3 separate regions of the Homo sapiens genome follow, and all the other regions are linked to region 3. Evidence: read pairs that join two places in POLR2A ChIA-PET (ENCODE). Cell type or tissue: A673. All regions are shown on one strand. Links, peaks and the distances in the headings refer to the core of each region. The heading gives the core; the rest is flanking DNA. Region 1 overlaps SYCP1 (synaptonemal complex protein 1). Region 2 has its middle 77 kb from the start of OLFML3. Region 3 has its middle 44 kb from the start of SYT6.

The links. ChIA-PET counts read pairs that join two places held together with the same protein. Peaks named below come from ENCODE experiments on the same cell type or tissue, not always from the same donor. Only the 100,000 strongest peaks of a DNase experiment are listed, where the experiment ranks them.
Region 1: POLR2A ChIA-PET joins it to region 3 with 6 read pairs; 1 of 35 experiments calls an interaction of 5 or more read pairs at or near these places.
Region 2: POLR2A ChIA-PET joins it to region 3 with 5 read pairs; 2 of 35 experiments call an interaction of 5 or more read pairs at or near these places.

Annotation. Positions count from the first base shown.
Region 1 is chr1:114,878,172-114,883,522 of GRCh38, reverse strand. It overlaps SYCP1 (synaptonemal complex protein 1), which reads right to left. Exons shown (of 32, transcript NM_003176.4): 12 at 5,321-5,351. Among named protein-coding and RNA genes, the nearest start is that of SYCP1, 26 kb to the right of the region's middle. In A673, for the core only: no CTCF peak of the experiment used is centred there; no DNase peak of the experiment used is centred there; H3K27ac peaks cover 681 bases.
Region 2 is chr1:114,054,098-114,059,448 of GRCh38, reverse strand. No RefSeq gene overlaps it. Among named protein-coding and RNA genes, the nearest start is that of OLFML3, 77 kb to the right of the region's middle. RefSeq lists an enhancer at 441-1,295. In A673, for the core only: no CTCF peak of the experiment used is centred there; no DNase peak of the experiment used is centred there.
Region 3 is chr1:114,195,411-114,200,761 of GRCh38, reverse strand. No RefSeq gene overlaps it. Among named protein-coding and RNA genes, the nearest start is that of SYT6, 44 kb to the right of the region's middle. In A673, for the core only: no CTCF peak of the experiment used is centred there; DNase peaks (open chromatin) are centred at 2,601, 3,011, 3,381 and 4,741; H3K27ac peaks cover 5,000 bases.

The sequences.
Region 1 (5,351 bases), core at 274-5,273, 680 kb before region 3:
AATATGCAAATTTTCTTCAGGCCTAATATACTGCTAATTCAGGCCTTAAAGAATTTCCACAAATAAAGTTACATGACCTCACAATCAACAAACACAATGGGAAACAAAGCACCATGAACAGAGTCAGCAAAATGAACAAAAGGCCAACTTAGATCTACAAAGATTTCATATTTTAGAATTATTGGCTATGAAATTTAAAAATAAGTATTATCACATACTTTGTAAACTAAAGGAAGATATCAGTAAATCAATAAAACTACTAGAAGTAATACATAAAATTGAAACTGAAAACTCCAAAGCGATAATGATGAGCTTTGTCATTTAAACACTTCTGTAAAAGGGAATAAAAATTCAAGATCAAATATTAAGAATATTAAAGCATTAAGCTCCTGACAAAAATAGGAATTTGCCAGGCCAAAAATGAAGAGAAAATAGAAACCTATAGAAGTAAGGTAACCACAAAACTTGCTTGTGCCCAGAGGGCATTTGCAGACCCTGGCAAAGTTGGACTTTTGGTTTGAAATATGATGGGATAGAGAATTTAAGATATATGAAAACCCAAAGATTACAGAAGGTAGAGGGTGTCTAAGAAGTAAACTTTTGTACAATAAGCCGGGACAGTTTTGATGTAAGGAGCAAACAAAAGTAAACCAACTCACAGGCAGATTTGCAGCCCAGGTTCAAATCACCTGCGTAGTTCAGGACACCCCAAGCGTTCAAGCTGCCTTAAGGTTGTCCCAAATGGATAGAAATATCATGTGCATGGGGGGAAAAAAAGCAAATCCTTCCAGGTGGATGTTAAGCAGGCCTTAACTTATTCCTACAAGTAATCTTTTTTTTCAAGTAAAAAAAATGAGCATAAAGTCAAAAACAATAAGGCACACAAGCAAACAAGGTACTTTGACTAAAAACTATCATAAACAAGACAGAAAGAGAATCACAAACATTTAAAATAAAAAAATCAGAAAAGGACTATAAAACAGCTATGGTTTGTATATTTAAAGAAAAGACAACCTCGAAAATAAGAAGAAACTGAAAACTAGATAAAGTAGAATGGCAGGTTAGAAAAAGAAGAATAACATCTTAAAATAAACATCTTAGTAACTAAAAATAAAATGGAGGAATTTCATGATGTGTGAGAAATAAAAGAGAAGAAAATTAGTGAATTACAATACAGGTAAAAAGAAATTAGGATAAGGTATAGAAAGGCAAAACTGTTGAAATAGAAAAAAGAGATTAAGAGTCAAAGAAGAGTTAGAAAATTAATGAAGGTTTTTATTTTGGTTTCGGGTTTGGTTTTGTTTGGTTTGTTTGTTTGTTTGTTTGTTTGTTTGTTTTGAGACAGGGTCTCACTCTGCCACCCAGGTTGGAGTGCAATGGAGCAATCATAGCTCACTGTAACCTCGAACTCCTGGGCTCAAGTGATCCTTCCACCTCAGCCTCCCAAGATGCAACACGGGTTTTTTCCACGTTTTTTTCTTACTCAGAAAATGAGGAAACAGAAAGTAGAGCAAATACAATATCTGAAGAGATTATTGTTGAGAATTTCCAAGAAACAATAGTAACAGACAGTAATTTACAGATTGAAGAAGCTATTAAACAAAACTAAGCGTATGAGTTAACATATTATACTGTAAATGCTAAAAATCGAAGATGAAGAAAATCTGAAAACCCATAAGAGAGGGAAAAGATATTACTGACTTCTTAAAATCAACAAAGTAAGCCAGGCGTGGTGGTTCACATCTGTAATCCCAGGACTTTGGGAAGCCAAGGCAGGAGGATCGCTAGAGCCCAGGAGTTTGAGACCATCCTGAGCAACACAGTGAAACCCTGTCTCTACAAAAAATGTTAAAATTAGCCAGGTGTGGTGGCATCTGCCTGTATCCCAGCTACTCAGGAGGCTGGGTTGGGAGGATCACTTGAGGGCATGATTGTGCCACTGCACTCCAGCCTGGGCAACAGAGCGAGACTCCATCAAGAAAGGAAGGAAGGAAGGAAGGAAGGAAGGAAGGAAGGAAGGATAATACCTTCCATGTGCTAAAAGAAATGTCTAGAAATAATGTACAGTGTGCCAACCTAGAAAGACATATCATGCAAACATATCCTTTATGGATGAGAATGAATAAACAAATTTTCAGACAAATGGAATCTATGACAGCTAATCACAAACATATTCTCACTAAAGGAGATTCTAAATATTCCTCTTCAAAACAGAAAGAAAATGGTCTGAATGAAAAGTTTAAGATACCAAAAAAAAGAGCAAAGAAATTGAAAAAAATACATGGGTAAAACGAAATAAATATTGTCTGTACAAAACAGTAATAATAATGTTCCATCTATAGAACTAAAATACACATATTGTAGCACTATTCACAATAGCAATATGGAATCAACCAGTGTTCATCAACAGATGACTGGATAAAGAAATGTGTGTGTGTGTGTGTGTGTGTGTGTGTGTGTGTGTGTATATACACAAATTGGAATACTGTTCAGCCATAAGAAATAATGAAATCATGTAAAATCTAATTGTTATCTACTTAAATTTTTGATAATTAATACTCTTTAAGAACCAACTATTATTAGCAAGTGACAAAATAAATTAGGCAATAACAAGCAAACATTAAAAAGGAAAACAAAAATTAGTTGATCATAATTAATTTAAATGAATATTTCTAGGGAGGGTGGAGTAGTTAGTAGCATACCAACTCTCACGCTGGAAACAACCAGAAAAGACAAAATGACATAAAAGGACTAAACGGGCTAAGATTCTTAAAAGAAAACTGCTGAAAGTGAACTGATAAAGTACAACTGACATCTGCCGATCTGGGCATAAGCAAAAGACTAAGATGCTGTCTTAACCCAGGCAGAGGCCTGTTGCTAAGGTACAGAAAAGCCAGCTTACTTTTGAGAGGTCTCAAAGAGCTGAAGAAACAAAATTGAAAACCTGAAAAACCTTATATACTTGGCCAGTTTCCTTTCATTTAGCTCAGTCTCTAACTGGAATCAGATAATCAGCCCAACATACCCCCAATTTCTCTCCAGCAGAGAAAAGACAACATCATCGGGAAGCTCCAAGATTTTTCTTATTACAATGCACAGGATTTAATTTTAAAAATTACAGGGCACACCAAAGGATAACAACAAATGCCCAAACAGCAAAATAAAAAAGAAAAAGTAAAAAGAAAGAAAATCAAATAGTGGTTGCCAGAAGCTGCAGGAAGAAGGGAATGGGATGTTATTTTTTAATGGGTACAGAGTTTCCATTTTGCAAGATGAAAAGAGTTCTTGGATGGTGAGTTCTTGGAGAAGAAAGATGGTGGTTATGGTTGCATAACAATGTGAACATACTTAATGCTATAGAACTGGACACTTAAATATGATTAAGGTGGTAAATTTTATGTTACAAGTATTTTACCATAGTTTTAAAAAAGAAACGATAGAAATAAACCAACAGATGAGACATATATTGAAATAAACAGAGAATAGCTATAAAATATCAATGACGAATATATATTTAAGAGGTGAAAAATGAGATTTTTAAAAGAGGAGAAAACTTAACCACAGAATTGGACTCTTAAGTAATCAAATGGAAACTTCAAAATGAAAAATACATGATTCATTTAAAGTTAAGAATTCAGTAGATAGATTTAAAGCAAATTAGACACATCACAGCCAGGATTAGATAACAGATCAGTAAAAAATATCCACACTGAACACAGAGAAAAACAAGTGGAAGATACATACTTATGGAAAACAATGAAAAGTCACTTAAATGAACACACTTCAGTGGGTATGAGTCTACAGGAATCATATAGAATTACAGTTATTTATTAATTTTTTCAGTTTATATGATAAGATTAAATATTATTTCATTCATCCAACTATTGAACTCATATTATGTGCAAAACCATATACTGGGCACTACAGTTACAAAGATATTTAAGACCCAATCCCTCCTCAATACACTCCTAGTCACAGGGGACAAACAGGTAATGTTTATGCCCTTACTAAGAATTTAGCCAACAGACTTGGGGTGGAGAGAAGAGATTCATTTTGAGTACAGGAAGTAGCCAAAAGCATGGGGTGGGATTGAAAGAGCACAAAATATAGATGAAGTTAAATTATTTCAATATATCTGGAGTATATCATATAGTAATGACAGTAAGATGAAATTAGCAGGTATAGATTGGCAGAAACCAGATAATTATTTGCCATGTGAAGACAAGAGAATGTTCTGAAGAATAGAAAAACAACAAATGCCATAATATCCCTATAATGTTCTGGAAGGTGCATGGTGTTTCACAAACACTATGCCTTCTAAGTGTCCTGCCGTTTAAAAAAGTTTGAAAAATATTCCCTAATAAGACAGTCTAAACATGACATAACACTCAGGATCCTTCATAAAGGGATCCAAATCTTTTACAATTTCATCTGTCTGAGTTCAATAAGATGTTGCCACACCAGTCAGTTTACTAAAAATATACCCTAACATTCCTACTTCCATGACTTGCACAAGCCGTTTATTCCACCTGTATTGTCTACTCCAGTTCACTGTCTAGTAAACTTTTAAACAGTTCAACAGTTTTTCCCTAATGCCTTTCTAAAGGTCTCTCTCTGGGAAAAATTAGTAACTCTCTCCATCATGCTCCCATATGATTTGTTCATTCAAAAAATAATTTTTGCTAGGCGCAGTGGCTCACGCCCGTAATCCCAGAACTTTGGGAGGCTGAGGCGGGTGGACCACCTGAGGTCAGGAGTTCGAAATCAGCCTGGCCAACAAGGCGAAAACCCGTCTCTAGGAAAATACAAAAATTAGCCAGGCGTGGTGGTACACACCTATAGTCCCAGCTACTAGGGAGGCTCAGGCAGGAGAATCGCTTGAACTCGGGAGGCAGAGGTTGCAGTGAGCCAAGATTGTGCCACTGCACTCCAGCCTGGGTGATACAGTGAGACTCCATCTCAAAAAACAAAAATAATATTATTAATTTTGAGTGCCTTATATGTGCCAGGCATTGTTCTCGGCACTTGGAATGCAACAGTTCCAAGTCAGTGAACAAAAAAGACAAGGTCTCTGTCTCTGTGGAGCATATAGTTGAAACATTTGAAAAAGGTAAGAGCATGGAAAAAGGAAAAGAAGAGTACATGTATTTTACAAAAGCTCCCCAGGTTAATCTATTATGCCCTCCTCCAACCGAACCAACTCAGATTGAGAAGTACAGTACTAGAAAGCATTACAACAAACTTGTAATGAAAGTCAATGTTTAGAACATAACAAGAGGAATACATAAGGCACATTATATTATCTTATATAAACTCTTACTTGTCTTTTCCTCTAATTGATTAACTTTATC
Region 2 (5,351 bases), core at 87-5,086, 140 kb after region 3:
CTTGAATATATTCTATGGACTAATATGGACCATGCAAGAAAAATCAGAGAGCCGTTGTCTTGGGTTCTGCTCAATGTGGGCACCTAGAAGATGCAGTAATTCCAGCAAGAAGAAGCTGAAAGTAGAGGCCTATTCTTCCTAGGGGCTAACAAAGAATAGCAAATAAACTCTCACAATTAAGATGCATCCACCCGGCTTTAACCATCTACCAGGCCCAAAGAACACAAAATCTCCCAGGCCAGTCTAGCAAGGACTGCCCCATCCCCTTACCACCACCAGCACCCCCTCACACACACTACCCCTTTGAAAGAAGCAATATATCAGCCAGTGAAGGGGTGGGTTGCCCCTCCACACCTGTGGGTGTTTCTTGTTAGGTGGAACAAGAGACTTGGAAAAGAAAAAGACACAGAGACAAAGTATAGAGAAAGAAATAAGGGGGCCCAGGGGACCAGCGTTCAGCATACGGAGGATCCCACCGGCCTCTGAGTTCCGTTAGTATTTATTGATCATTCTTGGGTGTTTCTCGGAGAGGGGGATGTGGCAGGGTCATAGGATAATAGTGGAGAGAAGGTCAGCAGATAAACATGTGAACAAAGGTCTCTGCATCATAAACAAGGTAAAGAATTAAATGCTGTGCTTTAGATATGCATACACATAAACATCTCAATGCCTTAAAGAGCAGTATTGCTGCCCGCCTGTCCCACCTCCAGCCCTAAGGCAGTTTTCCCCTATCTCAGTAGATGGAACATACAATCGGGTTTTATACCGAGACATTCCATTGCCCAGGGACGGGAAGGAGACAGATGTCTTCCTCTTGTCTCAACTGCAAAGAGGCGTTCCTTCCTCTTATACTAATCCTCCTCAGCACAGACCCTTTACGGATGTCAGGCTGGGGGATGGTCAGGTCTTTCCCTTCCCACGAGGCCATATTTCAGACTATCACGTGGGGAGAAACCTTGGACAATACCTGGCTTTCCTAGGCAGAGGTCCCTGCGGCCTTCCTTCTGCAGTGTTTATGTCCCTGGGTACTTGAGATTAGGGAGTGGTGATGACTCTTAAAAGAGCATGCTGCCTTCAAGCATCTGTTTAACAAAGCACATCTTGCACAGCCTTTAATCCATTTAACCCTGAGTGGACGCAGCACATGTTTCAGAGAGCACAGGGTTGGGGGTAAGGTTACAGATTAACAGCATCTCAAGGCAGAAGAATTTCTCTTAATACAGAACAAAATGGAGTCTCCCATGTCTACTTCTTTCTACACAGACACAGTAACAATCTGATCTCTCTTTCTTTTCCCCACAAGCCAGCAAGAGGGAAGATGGGAGAGAAGATAAAATAAGAGAGAAAAAAAACTATCTTCCCTTCCTACAGTCAGGATGCCATCAACTATAGGCCATAATTCAAAGGTGCTAACTCAACTTTTGGATAAAATAAAAGCACTTAATCATTGTTTTCCATCGGACATTCCAGTTTTTAAACTGAGGCTGTCTTTACAACTTAAAGTGACCAAAGGATTGTCTATCACCTAGGAGTGGGCAGAACAATCATGGAATCTACCCACATTTCCAGTATAGGAACAGATCACGACCACTGAGTATACTTCAAATAGACGGTGGATAACAAAATAAGTTATACTTTGAGCCTACAAATCATGCATTTAGCATGTCAGCTTGTTATCTGTCTCCCTTCACTGGCAGGCAAGTCTCACAAGAGTGTGGACTTTGTCATCCTAACATTGTATCCTTAGAACCAAGAAGAAAGTCTGGCATGTATTAGTAATAAATATTATCTAAGATTGATCAATGAGCTCATCTTTAGGTTCTCCAAGTTTCATGTCTCCAAATAACTGTCCTTCTGCTTTGGGGCTCATTTAAGGTGTCTAAGATAGCTGTATTAGATAGGATAAGTTAACTGTCATGACAACAACTCAAAATATCATTGGGTTAACAGAAAACAACTTTATTTCTTGCTCATGAAAAGTCTAATGAGAATATTTCTGGGCAACTCTCCTCCAACCAGTGACTCAGGGATCCAGGCTCCTTCCATCTTGTAATGCTATCATTTTCAACATGCAGTCTCTAAGTCTTGGAAGGGGAAAAGAGTGGAGTAAGGCACAGCTGATAATTCATCTCCTCAGCTTATAAATGGCACACATTATTTCTGCTTACATTCTTTTGCTCAGTGCTAGTCCTATGGGTGCAGCTGAAGACAGTGGATTGAGGAGCATGGTATATAACTAGACAACTGCATCCTAACAATACCTCTACACTGTGAAAGGAGAGCTTGCATCTTTGGTGATCAGCTACCACTGCTGCCACAGTAGCCACCTGGAAGGACTGATTAAAGGCCTGCCTTACTTGTACAAATGAGCCCTCCTCCCACATAAAGGAGCCCAGACCATGAAGCCTTGCTAGATATCTGGGCTTGACTAACCCCAGAACCACCTCTCTGGTGCCAGCTGTTACTTAGTCCAGCTTCCTCTCAGCTCTACTATCTGTTGAAATCCTGCTATTTCATCAGGAATCTTAGAACTGAATATCTACCTGCCACATCAGTAAAGACATCCATACCTAGTTCTGTGGGGGTAAAAAGACCACATCCACCCCCATAGCAGGGTCAGCTGCCAAGCACCAGTTCCATCCAGTGAGGTCCCTCTGCTCTTACCCATGTTGCTGTGAGGAAACACCCAAAACTCTAAGAGCCCTAAATACCTCCTTCTCTTTACAGATGGAGAACTGGCACCTGGAGCTGGTGGATGGTGGAAGTCCAAGGTCACACTGTCAGTGGCAGAGCTAGAATCAGAGCCCACACTTCTGGCCACACTTCACATCACACTACACATCGAAGGCTGCCACCTCCTCAATCCCCCAATCACTTGCTGTTTTACTCAAACTGAGCTTCCATTGTCCTCCTATCCTGAGAGCCTTCCCAGGCCTTCGACTCAGCCTTACCTCCTTCACTTGACCCCCAAGACACGCCTTCCCTGGCAGTCTTCTCCTACCCGCTGGGATGGTACCCAATCCACGCTTTCTCCTTGGGTCTCATTTGGATGTTTTGTTCCATGCTGAGCATCTCCCTGGCCCCACCTTTATGGATGAGGAAAGTTAACACCCAGAAGGCTGAGGTGACCTGCGGAGCTCACACTGCCAGTTGTGCAGTTTGAAGAAGGCGCATCCACACACACCTCTTTTGCATCTCCCAGACACTCTTGGCCTTACCTCCCCCTTTTCATGCAGCCATCAGTCCTCAGTGAGCTGAGAGCATCTTCAGCTCAAACCTGATCCCCATCACCCCAGCCCTGCTCTCTTCCCATCCAGGGCTCCTACCTGTGTTGAGGGGAACCTGGAAATGCCCGGGAGTTAACATAGGCCAGTTTGTGGAGGGACAAACCTCAACCAAAGAGGGATGGGAACTAACTGAATGCTTCTCTTTCTTTCCTCCAGATAGACAATTCTGAGAGCTTGTCAGATGGCTTCTCAGGCAGTCCTATGCAACCAGGCAATCAGCGAGTAGCTCACTTGCCAGTATGTCTTTGAGTGAGCTCTCCCTCCATCCTGCTTCACCCGCTCTGACTCTCACTCATGCAGTCTCCCAGGAAATCCTCGCATTTCAGCCTTTGTCTCAGGCTTTTCTGTCCAGGGACCCCAGCCTCACACAGAGACAGAGCAGGGGAGCCATAGGAATGCCTGGCTGCCCAGTTGGGTCCCATGAGAGGGTGTTTGTCTTGGTTAATTTACCATCCCCTACATCTTGTCTTTAGTCTTGTTGGTTCAGAAACTTAACTTTTTCAGAAGCAAAAGGGGTAGCTCCTGTTACCCAAGCCACAGGATACCAGTCTATTTAGTTACCCTAAAAAACAACTGTCAAACAAGACAGAGTCTTCTTGAGTGCACCTAATGGGGCATCTTCTCTTTGTAGCTGAGAAATTCAACAAGCCTCATGGGCAGAATGTGCCTTGGTGAGCAGTGAAGCTCTAGCAGTTCTAGGGGATTTTCATCATCCTGGGACACCTCTTGGCTGAGGCCCTGTTAGTTCATCAGAAGAGCCTTGTGGAGGAGAGAGTGGTGAGTTGGCTTGGCCAAGAGCTCTCCATGTTTGCCCTGTCACAGTCCTATTTTTCTGCTTCTATGTCATTACTATTGTTTTTATTATTATTGTAAAGAGGGCACTATTTGGAAAAATTATTAATGTGTTTTTCTCTTTTGTGTTTCAGAGAATATGACCTTTTCCCTCAATTGGCCCCAAGCATTCCTCTGCCTTGGGAGAGATTAAATTGCATAGGCAGAATAATGCAAAAAGAAATAAAGAGCTAATATTCTGCTATTGACATTTAAAATGAGATTTCTCTGCAAGGCACTAATTTTTAGATTCAGGCTATTGTCTTGAGAGAGGTGGAATTGCCAATTGACTAAAATGAGAAAATTAGAGGCAAAATATCTGGGCTGAGTCCAGGTTCTGCCATTTACCAGTTGTGTGACCTTGAACAAGTTACTGAATTTCTCTAGGACTTAGTCTCCTTATCTGTAAAATGGGGTAATAATAGCACTGACCTCTGGGGATTGCTGTGAGAAGTTAATGAGCTAATACATGCAAAACATAATATTATTGAATTCTTTCTAGATGTCAAGCACTATAACACTTAGAAGCAGTTAGGAAGTATCTGGAACATAGCAAGTATTCCATAAACACAGGCTATCATCTTCAAAACTCCTTTATCTTCCCCTTTAGTGTTGCAGGAACCAGCTTTTAGAGTGCCCGTGCAGCCATGAAGCTCTCTCTATGGTAGGTGGAGGATAGAACCCAGTAAGGAAAGCCTTCTTTCAGTCCTGAGGGATAATGGGGAAAGGAGGTGAGGAAAAGAGAGGGAAAAGAGAACAGTCCGCCATCACACACGATCACACATACCACACACACACACAGCACACGTGCACAATATATGCCACACATACACCACACCACACTACACATACAACCTACTACACATGCCATATATGTACCACACATCACATACTACACATACACACCATATACTACACATACACACCATATACTACACATACACACACTGCACATACACATGCCACACACCATATATCACACATACACACACTGCACTTACACACCATATACCATACATACAAATGCCATGTACACCACACATGCACACACCACACACCACACATACACAATATATGCCACACATACACACACACCACACATACTGCACCACACTTACTACATATCACACACACCATATACCATATATATACGACACACCACACACACACACATCATACACCTACATACATGTACATACACACCACATACATATTATACACACACACACACAC
Region 3 (5,351 bases), core at 273-5,272:
GGCAGAGAGACAGGTGAAGTTTAAGAGAGCAGGCATTTGTCATTACACTGGGTATAGCCATGGGAGATTTTTTTTCTGGTGTGTCCAACCTGGAAAAAGGCTTGAGCATTATTGATTTAAGGGAGGGTTTCTGCCCACAAATACCTCCTCAGTACCACTTTAAATTCCACCAAGTAACTTTTGACTTCCGGACATTCCTAGAATTAGGTTCTGGGACTAATTACTGCCTCTGTGTTCCCTCCCTTTTTTTTCTTTCATCTTAAATGACAATAACTCAGCTCAAGTTTTCTGGTCCTTTCTTTTTTTTTTTCTTTCCTTTCTGTTTTTTTTCCATTTTTGAAATTTGTGGGAAAAAATGCATAACATAAAATTTCCAATCTTAACAATTTTCTGTTGTGCAGTGAATCTGTAGAGATTTTTCATCTTGCAAAACTGAAACTCTACAATCATGGAATGATGCTAATAATTCCTCTTTCCTCACCACCCTCGGTCCCACCCTCTAGCAACCACCATTCTACTTTCTGTTCCTAAGAGTTTGACTACTTGAAATACCTCATATAAGTTGAATCATATAGTATTTTTCTTTCTATAGCTGGATTATTTCACTTGGTATAATGTCCTCAAGGTTCATTCACACTGGAGCGTGTGTCAGAATTTCCTTCCTTTTCAAGGTTGAGTAGTATTTCCTTGTATACACATACCACATTTCTTTATTCTCCCATCGATGACATTTGGGTTGCTTCTACCTCTTGGCTATTGTAACTATGCTGCAGTGAATTTTGGTGTGCAATTAAAATATCCAGAAGGTAAAAAGAACTGAGGATAAAGCTCCACTTTGCCACAATGGAAAAAAAAAATCAGCTGCCTACTCTGTCACTCACTTAGGAATCTACTTGCTAGTATGAAAGTTATTTTGCATAAAATTATCTATTAACTCAAAAAGCTTTCAGCTCTATTTAAAGCTTCACTTTAAAGTTTGACTGTGTTTTTAGTCCTTCAGAAGCTTTTATTATCTGAAAGTATTCAGAAATGTCTCCATTCATTTGAGGTTTCTAGAATATCTTATTCTTGAACAAGGGTATCCTATAATTCACAACAATATGTGAGTGACTGTTGAACACGCTGCCTACCCAGCATTAGCTTTTAAAACCAGTGTATTTTTTACTTGGTGGAATTGGAAGTAGGTATTGAGGAGGTATTTGTGAACAGAAGTCTTCCCTTAAATCAATAATACTCAGCCCTTTTTCCATGTGGGAACACAAGAAAGAAAATCTTCCATGGCTATGCCCAGGGTAATGACAAATGCCTGCTTGCTTTAACTTTACCTCTCTCTCCCACTCAAAAAAGTATAAAAAAGAATACAAGTGAACACAGTGTGTGTTGTTATAGGGATAGCCTTGAATTTTCTCTTGCTTATTTTTATAAAAAGATAAATCATTTGCAAACTCCAGTATTTTAACTATTAACAAAACAAGTTACTTGCAACACACCTCACAAATTATTCACCATGCCATTGTGAGCACACTGTGGTTGAGAACATTTGTCTTAAATGGTGGCATTCAGCCTATTCCACATACCTGTGTATCTAGCCTTGGAAGAGGCAATGAGAGGCGTGATTATGGTTCCCTAGCTCCTTCCTTCCAACTAGGGAGAGGCAGAAGAAGAGAAACAGAGCAGATCGGCAAGCTCCTTTGAGGAGCCAGGGGTCTCGAATGCATTGTTAGGCTGCCTGCAACTTCAGTTATTTTGAGAACCGTAAATGACAAGCCCAAGTATTCAAAGTTGGAGTCATGGGGCTCTTGAGGATGCTGAGACAGTTGAGCTAGCAGAGTGCTGTGGTTAAAACACGCACTTTTGTGTTGGACAAATGTGGCTTCAAGTCCAAGCTCTGTGATTTCCTAGTTTTGTAAACCTTGGTGAGTTATATAACCAGTCTGATCCTCCATTTTCTCATCTGTATAATGGGCTTGAAGACATTCTATTTGAGGAAATCTGATGTTTCATCTAGTGGAATCCCTTCTCTACAACTTTTCCTGTAGGTAACCCATTCCATGGGGTTCAAATGGAGCTGACATCCACTTTATTCTCCCAGTGACAAGGGCGGCATGTGACCCAGGTACATCCAATCAGAGTATTTCATCCCCCAACCACCAAGGCTGATTCAAGAAGGAGCATATGACCCAAATGGGTCAGTCAGTTCTTACTGGTGGGGCTATCAAGAAAGACAGATTCTTTTCTACTAGAGCTGCTAAAATGGGAGCATAGGAGTCTGGGGGTGTGGTTAGCTATCTAACCTACTATGTGAAACAGGCTGTCCAAAGAAGGGAGCCAAGCAGAAATAAGCAGAGGTTAACACAGAAAGAGAGAGCCCTAATGAAGTCATTTGATTTCCTGGTTCTTGCCATGTCTGAAAGCAGATACCTTTCTGGATGTCCCAGCTTTCTGAGCTAATAAATCCCCCCTCCCTTTTTTTAAACTAGTTTCAGCTCCTGACATTTGTCACCTAAAGTCTTGACTAGCATACTCCCTCAAGGTTGTTGGGGGAATAATGCCAGTAAAGGGATTCAAGGTTGAGTCATGGTGTTACATCTCCCTTCCCTAAGACAAAGTTGGGGAAGGCTGGGCCTCAGGCATCCACGCTAAAGTTGGTAGAAGCCAGAAAGCTTCTCCTTCTGGGTGTTGGGCTGGGAGAGAGGGAAAGGCAGAGCCACAGACTCTTTCCCGATCTCCCCTTGCTCCATCAATGTGCATTTGATCCCAGAAACACTTGTTCTGGAGGGCAAAGTACCACTAAGTATAGCTCTTTGAATATACAGGGTTAATTTACTTGCAAGTGTTACTTGATTTTTACATTAAACTCTACTTATGGAACTATTGAATATTAGAGCTGGGAGGTACCCTACAAGAGGAAATGTCTAGATTGAACCCTTCAGTTTCACCCCCTTGTAGACAAAAGGAGCATTGGGTGAATAACCTACTCCAGGCCTTGCAGCCAACTAGCCAAGGCAGGTCTGTATCTAGTCTCCTGATTTCCAGTTCACTTCACCATTCAGCTTCATGGTCAGACTTTGTATTTTTAGCTTAGTCATCTGTCTCACCCTAAGAAAAACCAGAGAAAATCTGGCCAAAATACTTAATCCCCTTCCTTCCTTCCTTCCTTCCTTCCTTCCTTCCTTCCTTCCTTCCTTCCTTCCCTCCTTCCTTCCTAAGCACCTCTCCCATTGTCTAGGCACAGCCTATGAAAATCTCACAATTGGAGATTGTTTCCTTGCTCTTTCCCCACCTTCCTATACTTTTGGGGAAGGATAAAAGATTAAGACACTTAATAAGAATAGGTTTATTAGACATCTTCCCCGAAGATGCCTGGAAGGGAGGTGAGAGGAATGATTCCAAAGAAGGAGAAGGGCAGAGATGGAGAGGGCTCACAGAAGGCACCCATTGTCAGCTTTGCCCCTTGGACAGGCGGAAATCCAGGCACCACCTGTATGACACGCTCTAGGACTCAAGCCCTGGCTGAACCTCTAGCTGTGGCTACTCTACTCTAGCTGGGGAGCTCCTCTATTCAGCAGTGGAATGTCAGTCATCACACTGGGGTGCCTCTCTGAAAGGAATGCACCCTCAAAACAAGCTGGGACTCTTCTCAGCCTCACATCCAGCCTTCTCCTCCCTCTCACAGAACACCCATATGGAACTGCAACCCCTAGGTGTGCTTTACTCACAGGCCAGGCAGAGTGCTGCCCTGTCCTTCTCCTGGGTGTTCTGAGTGCATGGCCAAGTCCCCACCTGATGCATGGTGGATTCTCCTTCCCCTCCCCCTCCTCCAATCTCTGCCTCTCCTCTCTTCTCTGTCCCTTTCTCCCATGGTTCTCTGGCTCAATCTTCTTCTGCTCCTCTCACTTCCCTGGCTTTTTCTCTCTTCTTCTTGGTTTCTCCCTCACTTCTTTTCTTTCCCCTTTTCATTCTTTCTCCCTCTCCTACTCTCCCCTCCTGCTCTCTACCCCTCTTGCTTCTTGTCTTGCTTACCTGGTCTAGTTGGCCCCATTATTCCTGGGAGGTTAAGTCACATGGAGGCCAATGTTCTAAAGTTAGAATTCCCAAAAGGTGATCTAGTGACCAAAATTCCAATAATTGCTAATACAGGTTTCATGTGTTTAAAAAGTTAACAAATCATGAATTATCAAATTTAGTGGGTAAGAATTGAAATTCAAACTTGGATGTGCAAGAACTGTCATATTGCCTTATTTTCTTAAAGTCAAATTGACTGAACCTGAACCTCCAACCCACTGGACTAATGGAAAATCTATCCTCAGCTGTCACTGAGGGTTCCTCTGATCCTGCCCTCCCCCTCCAGGGATATGACAATGTACTGAGGTATGACACAGAGTGGGACCCTCTGGGCTCAGGATAGAGTGGCATCAACAATGGTCTCTTGGTCCAGGCCTGCGTGACTGTGTGACGGGGAATGGTTCTGCTGAGCTTGTGCCAGGGTTGGGTTTGGGGAGCTTTGCTGAGGCCAGAGACTCAGTACCTGGTGCCCAGCTTCTTCACATGCCCCATCAGGTCCTGACAGCTCCACAGGGGCCCTTTCTGGTGCCAACTTCTCCCAGAACCCCCCAACTTCTTCTCCCTTTTCATCTTGGAGAATTTCTAACTCCTCTGTCTGCTTTTGCCTTCCGAACCCACTCTCTACCAGGCAAAAGCACTTGCCCATTTCCTCCCCACTCTGGGAGGATCGAGCAGAATTTCTCCCAATCAAAGACAGGAAGGGTGTGTCAAAAAGTGACTACGTAGATCCTACAAAACAAATCTCTCAATCAAGAGGGCACCAAAAAAAGACAGGAAACTTTCTCAGAGAGAAAATATTGGGGAACAAAAACTACAGTGAGAACAAAATGCAAAATATAATCTCAATAAATTGCCTAGTCATTATCAGAGCTGCTGCACATTGTAAACCTCCAGGAGACAGACAGAAAATAAAACCTGTCTTGTGTGTATATGACCTGGGAACTACTTCTCTGCCCAGCATCTCAAGGATTTGTTCTACAGAACATAGCTTGGGAAATTCTGCATTAGAAGATGGCTGTTAATGGTTCCTAGCTCTGGCCTTTGCCTCTCAGTGTGGACCACTGTGTGACATTACCTAGATGACACTTGGAAGGAGAGAAAGATGCTGGAGTGTAGTGATGAGGGCATGGGCTGAGGGTTCAAATCTGGCTTAGCTTCTCTGAAGTTCAGTTTTCCCATCTACAAAATGGGATTAGTAATAATACCTACTTAATAGGATTGTGTGAAAGTTATACAAGGTTACGTATAGGAAGCATCCAGAACAGTTTTGGAATGTAGCAGATAGT